Regions from separate parts of the Homo sapiens genome. Here region 1 is linked to region 2. The links are chromatin loops, found by intact Hi-C in ENCODE. Cell type or tissue: PC-9. All regions are shown on one strand. Each heading gives the region's core, and the rest is flanking DNA. Links, peaks and the distances in the headings are about the cores only. Region 1 overlaps LINC02154 (long intergenic non-protein coding RNA 2154). Region 2 has its middle 15 kb from the start of FAM9C.

Region 1 (5,382 bases), core at 229-5,228, 260 kb after region 2:
TTTTTATCCAGCTCAAGATGAACTTAAAAAATTGTTTTCAACCCTTGGTTTCATACTTTGGTTAATACCATGCATTAATTCAGTGAGGTTTTTGTTTTATAGTTATGAATTCAGTAGTGGATGCATAATTATGACCATAACTTTTCACTGACTAGGGCTTCAAAAATTGATAAAGGAGGCACAGAAGAACAGATCTTCTTGGCATAGACTAGCTAGTTGTTGAAAAAAACCCCTCTCCTCTGCCTCCTGGGCACCCAGCCAGGCTACATTTCCCAGCTGTCCTTGCAGTTAAGTGTGGTCATGTGACTGCATCCTGGTCAATGGAATGCCGACAGAAGTAAAATGAGTGACTTTCAGGTCTAGCCCATTAAAAACCTCCAGGCACCATCCTCCATGTTCTTTCTTATTGGCTGCTGATAGCAGCAGGAGGCAGACAAATGCCTAGGCAGACAGGGGCAGGTCCCTAGTGAAACCCCACCTTCAAGCCTGTCTTTGGCTTGTTTAAAGCCTGAAGGCCAAGTTACAAGTCAAATCCACAGACCAGATTGAGAACCTGTCGTCCCATTTGGTGTGCTTTCCTTTGATTTATCCCCACCTTTCACCGATTTTACATATACCTACTCTTCCCTTATTGTTTTTACACTGTGCCCACCTTTGATTGGTGCCTTTGTTTTAACTGTTTTTGCATACTCACACACCAACTGAATGTTGCCTTTTCCAATGCTACCTACGGCCTGCCCCTCCCCTATCCTGTGCCTATAAAAAATCCAGACTCAGCCACACTGGGGTAAGAGATGACCTGACTTTGAGGAAGAGATGATCTCACTTTGGGGGAAAGGTGACCTGACTTTGGGGTAGAGGCCAACTGACTTCAGGGGAGAGATGACCTGATTTTGGGGGAGAGACGACCTGACTTCAGGGAAGAGACAACTCAATCTTCCCATCCCCTCTCCACTGAGAGCTGTTTCGTCACTCAATAAAATTCTCTGCCCTCATCACCCTTCAACAGTCAGCATGACCTCATTCTTCTTGGATGCGGGACAAGAGCTCTAGACCCACTGAATGTGGGTACCCAGAAAGGCTGTGGCACTGGCCCTCTGCCCTCACCAGTGGGGGGGCAGCGCCGCACAAAACAGAAGCAGTGGCAGGGCCAAACCAGTCCCAGAGCCATGCTGGTCCTGGAGCTGTGGGCCAGAGGGGGACAATAGGCTGACTAGCTGCTAACATACTGCAGTCCATCTGGCTGTGAACAGCAGAACAAAAAGAGCTAATTAGCACACTGTAACAGCCACTCTGGGGCTTTGGGGTCACAGGCACCCCTGCCTGGGTACCACCACATTCCCCTTGGGGCAACATGCCTGGTCTGGCGGCAGGCCCTGCATGGAACTTGCTTCTGTGTCGGCACTTGGAGTGGCCAGCTGGACCCCACACTCACTCACTCATGTGTTCCCTCCCCCTAGGGGCTGAGGATGCAGTTGTGCAGCTGCAGGAGTTACAGGCCGGAATGCAAGCCAGATGTGGCCCGGTGGGCCGTGTAGAGGGTGTGCCCCCTGCTGCAAGTCTGGCAAAGGGGCTGTGAAAAATCCTGTGTCACCGTGACCTTGTAAGTCCTATGTTAAAAAATGCAAAGCCACAAGATGCAAGAAGCCTGGGTACCAAAATTATCGCTTGGAGGAATGTTACCCATCTATCAGGAATACCTCTTTTGGACCTTACATGAAAAGGAAATACACTTCTATTTTCTTAAGCCACTGAGATTTGGGGTTTATGTGTTATCGCATACTTTACCTTAACTGGTAAAGATAAATGCTGTACGTCTTAAAATAAAGTACTATTTTTCTCCTAATAACAGGGATATTTTCATTGTTTACTATTTGGAAAATACTCCATACTAGGTGTTAATGTCATCTGAAATATGTTTTTAGGAATAACTCTTTGGAAAATAACTTTGCTAGTCATAACTTTCTTTCTTTTTCCTGAAAGTGGAAGGTAAAGGAGGAGGAAAAAACCTCAATCGAGATGCATTATTCTAGTTAAAGTTCTAGCAATGACTCAGGTTATTCTAATAACTAAATTAACTCAGCGAATCAAGCAATTTTGGAAATTGCAACTTTCTCAGGGCTCCAAGCCATGATACACTCAATGTTTCAACAACAGTATTTCTACTTTACTACTAGGACACAACTTGGGCTTTGGTAGAAATTTTCTCAACATATTTCAGTACATACGGAACATTTTAAATTATTTCTTATGTAATATTTCTAGCACTTTGACCAATTTATTTGTGATCAGGGCAATCTGGATATGAATACATTACAAACTACTATGAATAAAAGTCTGTTTGTTTTATGTATGATTATATAGAATTAACTAGCTGGTGTTCATCAGACATCAGCTAAGATCACCCCCACCCACCTCTTTGTAATTGACCTGAAACTGACTTGAATTCCCGAAACTTGATTAACTCAATTTCCTCAAATATCCCAAGCATTTTCACATGAGAGTACAATTTAGTGAATGAACATTTGGAATGACAAGGGAAGAGGAAGTATAAATCTCTATACTAAAAAGCAATCATTTAAAATATGATTATTATGTATTCATATATTAAAGAAAGGACTCTGACCTTCATCTCTTCTCCTATTTCAGCTTTCAATTCCAGTTCATGTTACATACAAAGAATTTGAACTATTTCCTTGTTTCACTATCTCCTTTCAGATCATGTCCTCAGAGTTTCATTCTCTACACCTAAAGCACTCAATCAATGTAATCCTAAGTAAAGCTGCTCCAAAGGCTCGGGTGACATCTGTTAAAATAACTACCCTTACATACACACACACACACACACACACACACACACACACACACAAACACGCGCGCGCGCGCAGTATCCTCGGTTTATGGTTCTTGGTGATTCTGAAACAGTGAGAGAAATAATGAATTTTGAACATAAGATGTAATTAAAAATAGTGCTTCTTAGAATTAACATACACATTACACACGTTACCTGTGAATTGTGAATCTTATTAAAATGCAGATTCTGAGTCCATAGTCCATTCTGGGGTGAGATCTGAGATTCTACATTTCTAACAAGCTTCCAGTTGATGCTAATGCTACCAGCACTTGGGCCACAGTTTGAGTACCTAGATTGTAGAACATTCAAATATTCATTGTAGGGTAGAAAAAAATTCTCACCCATTGTAAGGGTCATGGCTGTGGCATCTATAATACAAGACAGATTAATGAGAGAAAACCATACAAATCTGTTTAATATAAATTTTACACGACATGGGAGTCTTCAGAAATGAATACTCAAAGAAACAGGGCAAACTTTTTATAGATAGTTGTGCATAAGTATTATTGGGGGACAAAAGGGTACGATCTTGTAAAATTAAATCATTCAGACTTAAAGCTGTTGGAACTTTAAATTATTTTGAGCTTTGAGAGGAATGTGACTATGTGGCATGAGTCATGTAGCATGCAGCTGCAACTTCTACTTTTTCCTGCAAATCATTAGGAAAGGCCTTGTGGCACCAGAGATAAGACCCCCTTCAGATCATCACCCCTCCTCACAGAATGCTAAAGCAACCTACCTTGGAATGTAGCAAACTATAACCAACCAAACTGCTATACCATATATATTGACCTTGTATGGAAAATGTTGCAACTCTGTTAACTGCCTATATAAGTGAAACCTTAACTTTCCCACTTTGGAACGCTGACCCATTCTTTTATAGTCAGTGTTTCTGGGTGTCCATCCTCAAGCTTTGCACTCAAATAAACTCGAATAAGCACAGTTGATTATATTTTCTGAGTCATATTATTTAAGGTTGACAGTCTAATGGTAATAAACTAGAGGGAACTTAGCAAGGCATGTTTGTTCAGATTCTTTTTTGTGTTCCTTTGCCTTCAGAGATAGGGACATTCCTTTCCTCAGGTATAGAAAGGACACCTCTGGAATGAAGGTTTTATGGCCTACTTTAGAGGAAGGTCAGATAATTCTTTTATGGCCTGCTTCAGGGGAGAACGGTGAAAGAAAGCCAAGAGAAACCTTCCTGCTTCTGCTATTATTTCAAATGCCAAGGTGCCATTTTTGGGGGTAGCATATCCTGAACCCCGTAACTATCCATTTACTGGTATTGTTCTGGTCACCTAAGAATCACGTGGAGAAGAAGAGTGATTAGACATACAGCCAACTGGACCCTCTTCCTTGGAAGTTCTGATTAGGTACACCTTTTAGAAAACTCTTTGGATGAACCTAACGTTGGGAACCTCTGATTAAGGCTTCTGCTCCTCAAAGTGGGGTCCTCAAACAAGCCGGACTAGCAGCCTTCAGGAGCTTCATAGATATGTAGAATCTTGGGTCTTAACCCAGCCTTACTGAATAAGAATTTACATTTTAACAAGAATCTCCGTTGATTTGTATGTACATTGAAATTTGAGAAGCGCTACTCTAGAATATCATAACAATACAGTGGAAAGAGAGAACTGGGGATATTTTAAGTGCAAAACATTAACATCATCATAGCCAACACTCACTGGAGAGTCAGAAAGTACGTTATATTAGTATGCTGTTTTACAATTCAAATTGTTTTCAGACATGTTTTTCTTATTCAATTTAATCAGTATCTCTCAATATCCTTCTGGGAGACAGGTATTATTCTCCTACTTTTATAAATAAATCTTGGTTTATTACTGAGGTTAGAAACTAAGTTGTTTTTGTTTTTTGTTTGTTTGTTTGTTTTTGAAACAGGGTCTTGCTCTGTCACCCAGGCTGGAATTCAGGGACACGAACGTGGCTCACAGCAGCCTTGAACTCGTGGGCTCAAGTGATTCTTCCTCCTCAACCTCTCAAGTATCTAGGACCACAGGCACACAACACCATGCCTGGCTAATTTTTAAAATTTTCTGTAGAGATGGGGGTCTCATCATGTTGCCCAGGCTGGTCTTGAACTCCTGGTCTCAAGGGATCCACCCACGTCGGCCTCCCAATGTACTGGGATTACAGGTGTGAGCCACTGCACCTGGCTGAAACTAAGTTTTATTCAACTTGGTAAGACTCATACATTTTAAAAGCTAACATTTACTATCAAGGGAAGAATCCTTAAAACGGAACTTGAATCTTACTCAAAATAGTCTCTCGGTCAATCAGTTAGTATATGTTTATGTGAAGAGGAAATTTACTTGCTCATCCTGAACTTATTTAATGATGTTAAGCCTACTAAGTTGTAAATTAAGCAAGTTTGGAAATGGAAGCTGACATGCATTTGAGGCTAGATATATTGTTATAGTTTTTGTGATACAAATATATTTTTCATGCAGTTATATACAAAGCTTTATATTCAGTGCCATGTTTCTTCAGACAACTGTTGAGGCTTACTG
Region 2 (5,382 bases), core at 229-5,228:
TCAAACCTACGACTCTATAGTGTAGAGCTTATGCTGTCTCCTTAAATAGTCATGGCTTCGCTAGGCTCACTAGAGGGAGATGATTTCACATACAATATTTAAAAAGTAAGGATGTAGGGGCAATGAAAATGTGGCCCAACTATATCTTAAAAGGAAGATAGTTCACTGGCATATCAGGTCATGAAACAACCACGAGTGTGAACTAGGAAACCACAATGCATGTGAGAATGGCCCAAACACAATTGACTGCACCATCTGGAGAAAAGGTGAAGCCTACACAGAATGCCAAGTAGAAAAATGAGATGGGTTTATGTCAAGCGAAGATTAACATTTCATGTATCTTCTCACTTTAAGCACTTCGTCCTGCTTCTGGTATATCCCTTCACCCTGAGCTGAAGCGAGTTCATTAGTTAGGTGGAAAACAAGAGGAAAGCCAGTGGAAACTGACACTCTTTTTAGATTGTAACCCCTACTTGGGGCAAACCTACAGGATCTCAATGACAGAGGTTTGCTTTCTTAGTAAACAGCCTTGGAAATTCCCCCTCATCTTCCTTCATGGGTCTGGTGTTCTTCATCATTTTACCAGTGACTTATATGTTGGGAGAGAAAACCTGCTTGCTAGATATTAAGCTTATTAAGAGAAGAGGATAGGAGTTGGAAGGGTGGGAGTTGAGTACTTAGCATCTTGCAAGACAGTATCAGAATTTGAAAGAGATCAGAGGAAATTGAAAAATAATTCATAAACATAAAGTACAATAAATGCTTGTAGAATAAATAATAAAACAATGCAAAGCAATTATCCTAGGGAAAATAGAGATAGAGAAGTTGGTTATAACGCAAAAGGTCTATGGATCATGGTGATGGTACTTTTGCTTCTGAAATAAAAACTTAAGATGTATCACAACAAGCATAAATGCACTTCATAACACCAGTTCATTGAGTGCCTACTTAATTAATTCTGCTGAGATACTGATGAGGTACAGAAAAGGAAAGCGAGAATCAAAATAGTTTGACTGCCTGTTGGGCACTCAAAGGGTAGTTCTTGATTGATGCATTAAAATGTACTGTTTTTGCAGTCTTCAGCTTTATTGAGGCATCACTGACAAACAATAAACTGCACCTGTTTAAAATGTGCAATATGGTGAGTTTTGATGTATACACACATCTGTAAAACTGTCGCCACAATCAGGATGATCAACTTATCTATCATCCCTAAAACTTCCTCATGCCTCTTGGTAATCCCTCCCTCTCCGCTCCCAGTACCCGGGCAACTACTGATCTACTTTCTGTGACTATAGATTATATTTTATAGACTCAATTTTATATAAATGAAATCACCCAGCAGATCTTTTGAGTCTAGCCTCTTTCATGCAGCATAATAATTTTAAGAGTCATCATGTTGTCTTAAGTGTCAATATTTCATTTATTTTTATTCCTGAGTAGTGGTGTTTCATGTAGCTTATTTTTTGGTGCTCAGTTATTACTTCCCTGGAGAGATTAGTCAGTTGACACATTCTTATCCTATTTCTTTATTCTGTACTTTTTGTTTAACTCACATCATAGACTCACTAAATATTTATATGAATTTATTCAAGGATTTGGTTCAAAAATGAACATCTCTTCGAGAGGATTCTATTGGGGGTCATTCATTCATTTGTTCATTAAGTCATTCAGCAAATATCAATTAAGCCCTTACTAGGTCCCAGGCACGGTGCTAGGCACTGGGGATACAATAATAAAGAAAAGAGACATGCATCCCTCACATTCTAATGAGAGGAGACATGTGGCAAACACAATAAAAGCAAAAATTATTAGTATGTTAGAAGCCAACACATGTGATTTAGACATAATAGAACAGGCTGAAGAGCCAACAGGCATCATCCTAACAATGCAGCCCGGATTCCAAACAGCTCCTGCAAATTGGACTGAGTGTAGACTTTGGCATGGTTTTCTCAGTCACACTTATAAAAGCCCCATGGAAATCAACTTCCAACAGGACTTCAAAGAAACGGAGGCTGCCATGAATGGTCAGGTATTAGGGAATGAGGTCATCCTTCCACTGAACACTCCCCTACATCCCCTGCAGGTGTGTATGTCTTAAGCTTTTGTGCTCACCTGCAGGAGAAAGGCCAGAAAGTGGCTGCCACATTCTTCTCCCCCAACTGCAGGAGTGAGGCCACAGAGGTTTACCTGGGAAGAATACTCTCCACAAACTTAAATCTCAGCACATTACACTGGTAAATGTCACATTCCAGTTCCAGATATCAATCTGGATCCAGGAATGTATGTGCTTCACTCATTCCAAGCACTCATTTGTTTGGTTTGGGGGAGGAGAGACAAGGCTAGAGCAATCTGAAAGTTCAATCAAGCCAAAATACCTTGCTCAAAAACTGATAAAACAGGGCCCCCAATCCATAACCAGAGAATGTTGGGCACTTTCTTCTCTGCAGAAATGTTTTTGCATTTAAGTTTAGGTAGATTTAAGAGAGGAGTGTAAGGAGAGAGTTTCTGTAACCAGAGGAGGGGAGGCTTCCCCGCCTGCCTCCGGAGCTTCTCCTCCAGGGTGATCTGGCAGCCATTCAAGGCAGCCTGAACTTTCTGAGAGACTTGATTTCCTGTTCCCACTGCCTCAGCCGACTGGAGGACTAGGGTGACCCGGGGTGGGGAGCAAGGGACACTGGTTAGTTTAGGATCAGCGGGTGGGAACTGTTTATCCCAACATGCTTAGAAATTCTTCCAGCAGCAACTGTAAAAATAAAAGTCTGAACTGTACAAGAAACTTAAGTTATTTCAACAGTGAACTTCAATCATGAGATTCTTGAATATCTTTTGGGAAGACAAGTTATTTTGTTTGTTTCATTCATTTAAAATATAAAACAACAGACTTCTTATAATGCAGAGGGGACCTCACTGTCACCTAGTTCAACTCACATATTTTACAGATGATGCAGAGTTCAGAACTATTCATTGACAATGGCTGGGGGGATGGGAGCAAGATCCATGTTTCCTGGCTCTGAACTCAGTGCAATTTCCTCCATGGATTATAAAGAAGTGCAATTCCAAATGCCACGCCTTAGGGGGAAATTTACTATATGTAAATTATACCTCACAACCTGACTTAAAAAAAAAAGTATATGTTATCCCTGCTTCCTCCTGAACCTGGGTCTGCCTGACACCAAAGCCCCGGGGCTTTCCGCTCTCTGCCTCTCAGTAGTCTTATTGTCATTCCTGTGAATCCATGGTCCTTTAGTGGTTTATGTTTGAGGAGGGAGCTGTGGACTGAATAAACTATGCAGCACAAAGGCATTAACCATGGATTAATGGGAAAGAAAAGCTTGCTGAGTTCTGAGTCTGACGGGTCAAGAGCTTCTGATGGTGTCATGCAAATTTCACTTCCCAATGAAATCAGTCACTCTTCGTGTAGAGGGGCCATCATATCTTAGCCAGTTCCTGCTTGGGGTTCAGAAGAGAAAACAAAACAGTTTGCCCCATGGTGGGAAAGGGACATTTGGTATTCTCCTTGGCTTCCTAGCTAATTACAAAGTGTTAATGACATTCAAAGGAAACTTGCCTCCTTCAGGGCTTTACAAATAAGGAAGGGCGGGGGAAGGTGAGCCAAAGAACAGACAGGGGCTCCAGTGAAACACAGGGCACAACCAGTCAGCTCCCAGAGCGGGAGGCAGCCTTAATTTACAAAGGAAATAGACACCCCAGCACAGGCTGAAATTGGGTGGGACCAAGAGTTCTTAAACTAATCACAGCTGGTTTCCAAACCTCAAAGATTTGTTATTGCAAAAACATTCTCAAGCAGTAGATGAATAGATTGAATGGCGACAGAACAAAGAAAAGATGGAGACATTTTCCCCACAGCGGCTTCAAGACAGGTTCAGAGAGGTATGAACTAGCAAAGTAACACATTTATCCAATCAACATTTTTTACCCATCTCCTACACTGGGTCTGAGGACACAGCTATCACATAACATTTGACCTCCTCTAGTATCCTACAGAAAAACAACTAAAGCACCTTTGTGCAACTCAGAACTACAAGCTCTTCCTTATGATTTGGACAACAGGTGCCTTCAAAGAATGGTTCTTTTTCCTATATTTTCCTTCCCTTCTCTTAATGGAGAATTTTTTCTTCCACCCTAAAAAGGAAACACGACCATCAGTTTCCCAAATATGAAGAGGGAAATGCATGTGTGTATAAACAGTGGTTACCACCTAGTAGAATTTTAAGCCTTTAAGGATTTTCCCCCCTAACGATTGCAATTTCCTTCAGTTACTATTGTCCTATGTCTTATATCCAATGTATTATTTAGGTATTTCTTTACAGGCTTTTTAAGATTTACAGGTGTACCTGATCAAAAATAGCTGGAAAGATCTGAGATGTTTTTTACTGGATAATTTATTCCGTGTGTACCCAACAGCCAAGCACTTGGCAAATGACCAAAAATATGATTTATTTTTATTTATTTTGTTGAGACGGAGTCTCACTCTGTCGCCAGGCTGGAGTGCAGTGGCACAATCTCGGTTCACTGCAACCTCCGCCTCCCGGGTTCAAGTGATTCTCCTGCCTCAGCCTCCCCAGTAGCTGGGATTACAGGCGTGTGTCACCACACCCAGCTAATTTTTTATATTCTGGGTAGAGACAGGGTTTCACCATGTTGGCCAGGCTGGTCTCAAACTCCTGACCTCAAGTGATCCGCCCGCCTTGGCCTCCCAAAGTGCTGGGATTACAGGCATAAGCCCCTGTGCCTGGCCAAAAGATATGATTTAGAAAGCCAGAATAGCTCATGCAAGAAATAAGCAGCTGACAGATTAAAATGGCAACTTTATGCTTTAATGGCAACGTAAACTATCCAGAAGGGACATTTATTGGTTCAACAAGAATTGATTTTCTTCGCTCTCAACTATTAACAGGTCTTCTCTTTCTAAAAGATAGGAATGTGTGCTCCAGTAACTAATTTGTTTATGTGTAACTAATACATTGAGAGAATCTCTGTAAGACATCTTTCTCTGGCACTTATTTTATCTTGATCCTGGATGGAAGATAATGATAACCAAGTGACCTGTTTGTTGACTAGGGCACACTTCAAAGCAGGTATGGATATCTGATTTAATGTACATTAGCAGGACATCGATGCAAGCGTATGAGTACTGAGACAGGTAGGCAAGTGGCAGGGTGAACTTCACTCCTTAAAATAGTGAGCTCAAGAGACATAACTACCTAAGCTGTCTGATTTTGTTCCATATGCTCTTTTAAAGTGATATAAGGCAAAATATATTTAACTGGTTAATTAGTGAAAATGTACCAACAAAGGATGTCTGGTTAATTCATGGAAAATGGGAATTTTGAATAAATTTAAAGGTAATGTTTGAAT

What was found. A loop is a pair of places that touch in the nucleus more often than their neighbours do. Peaks named below come from ENCODE experiments on the same cell type or tissue, not always from the same donor. Only the 100,000 strongest peaks of a DNase experiment are listed, where the experiment ranks them.
Region 1: a loop joins it to region 2, with 19 times the contacts of the local background. A loop is called at or near these places in 2 of 110 quality-filtered maps.

The regions. Positions count from the first base shown.
Region 1 is chrX:13,284,422-13,289,803 of GRCh38, forward strand. The region is part of intron 1 of LINC02154 (long intergenic non-protein coding RNA 2154); the gene reads right to left. Among named protein-coding and RNA genes, the nearest start is that of LINC02154, 16 kb to the right of the region's middle. In PC-9, for the core only: no CTCF peak of the experiment used is centred there; a DNase peak (open chromatin) is centred at 2,670; H3K27ac peaks cover 2,275 bases.
Region 2 is chrX:13,026,936-13,032,317 of GRCh38, forward strand. No RefSeq gene overlaps it. Among named protein-coding and RNA genes, the nearest start is that of FAM9C, 15 kb to the right of the region's middle. RefSeq lists an enhancer at 3,155-3,374. In PC-9, for the core only: no CTCF peak of the experiment used is centred there; DNase peaks (open chromatin) are centred at 2,196, 2,576 and 2,996; H3K4me3 peaks cover 2,243 bases; H3K27ac peaks cover 5,000 bases.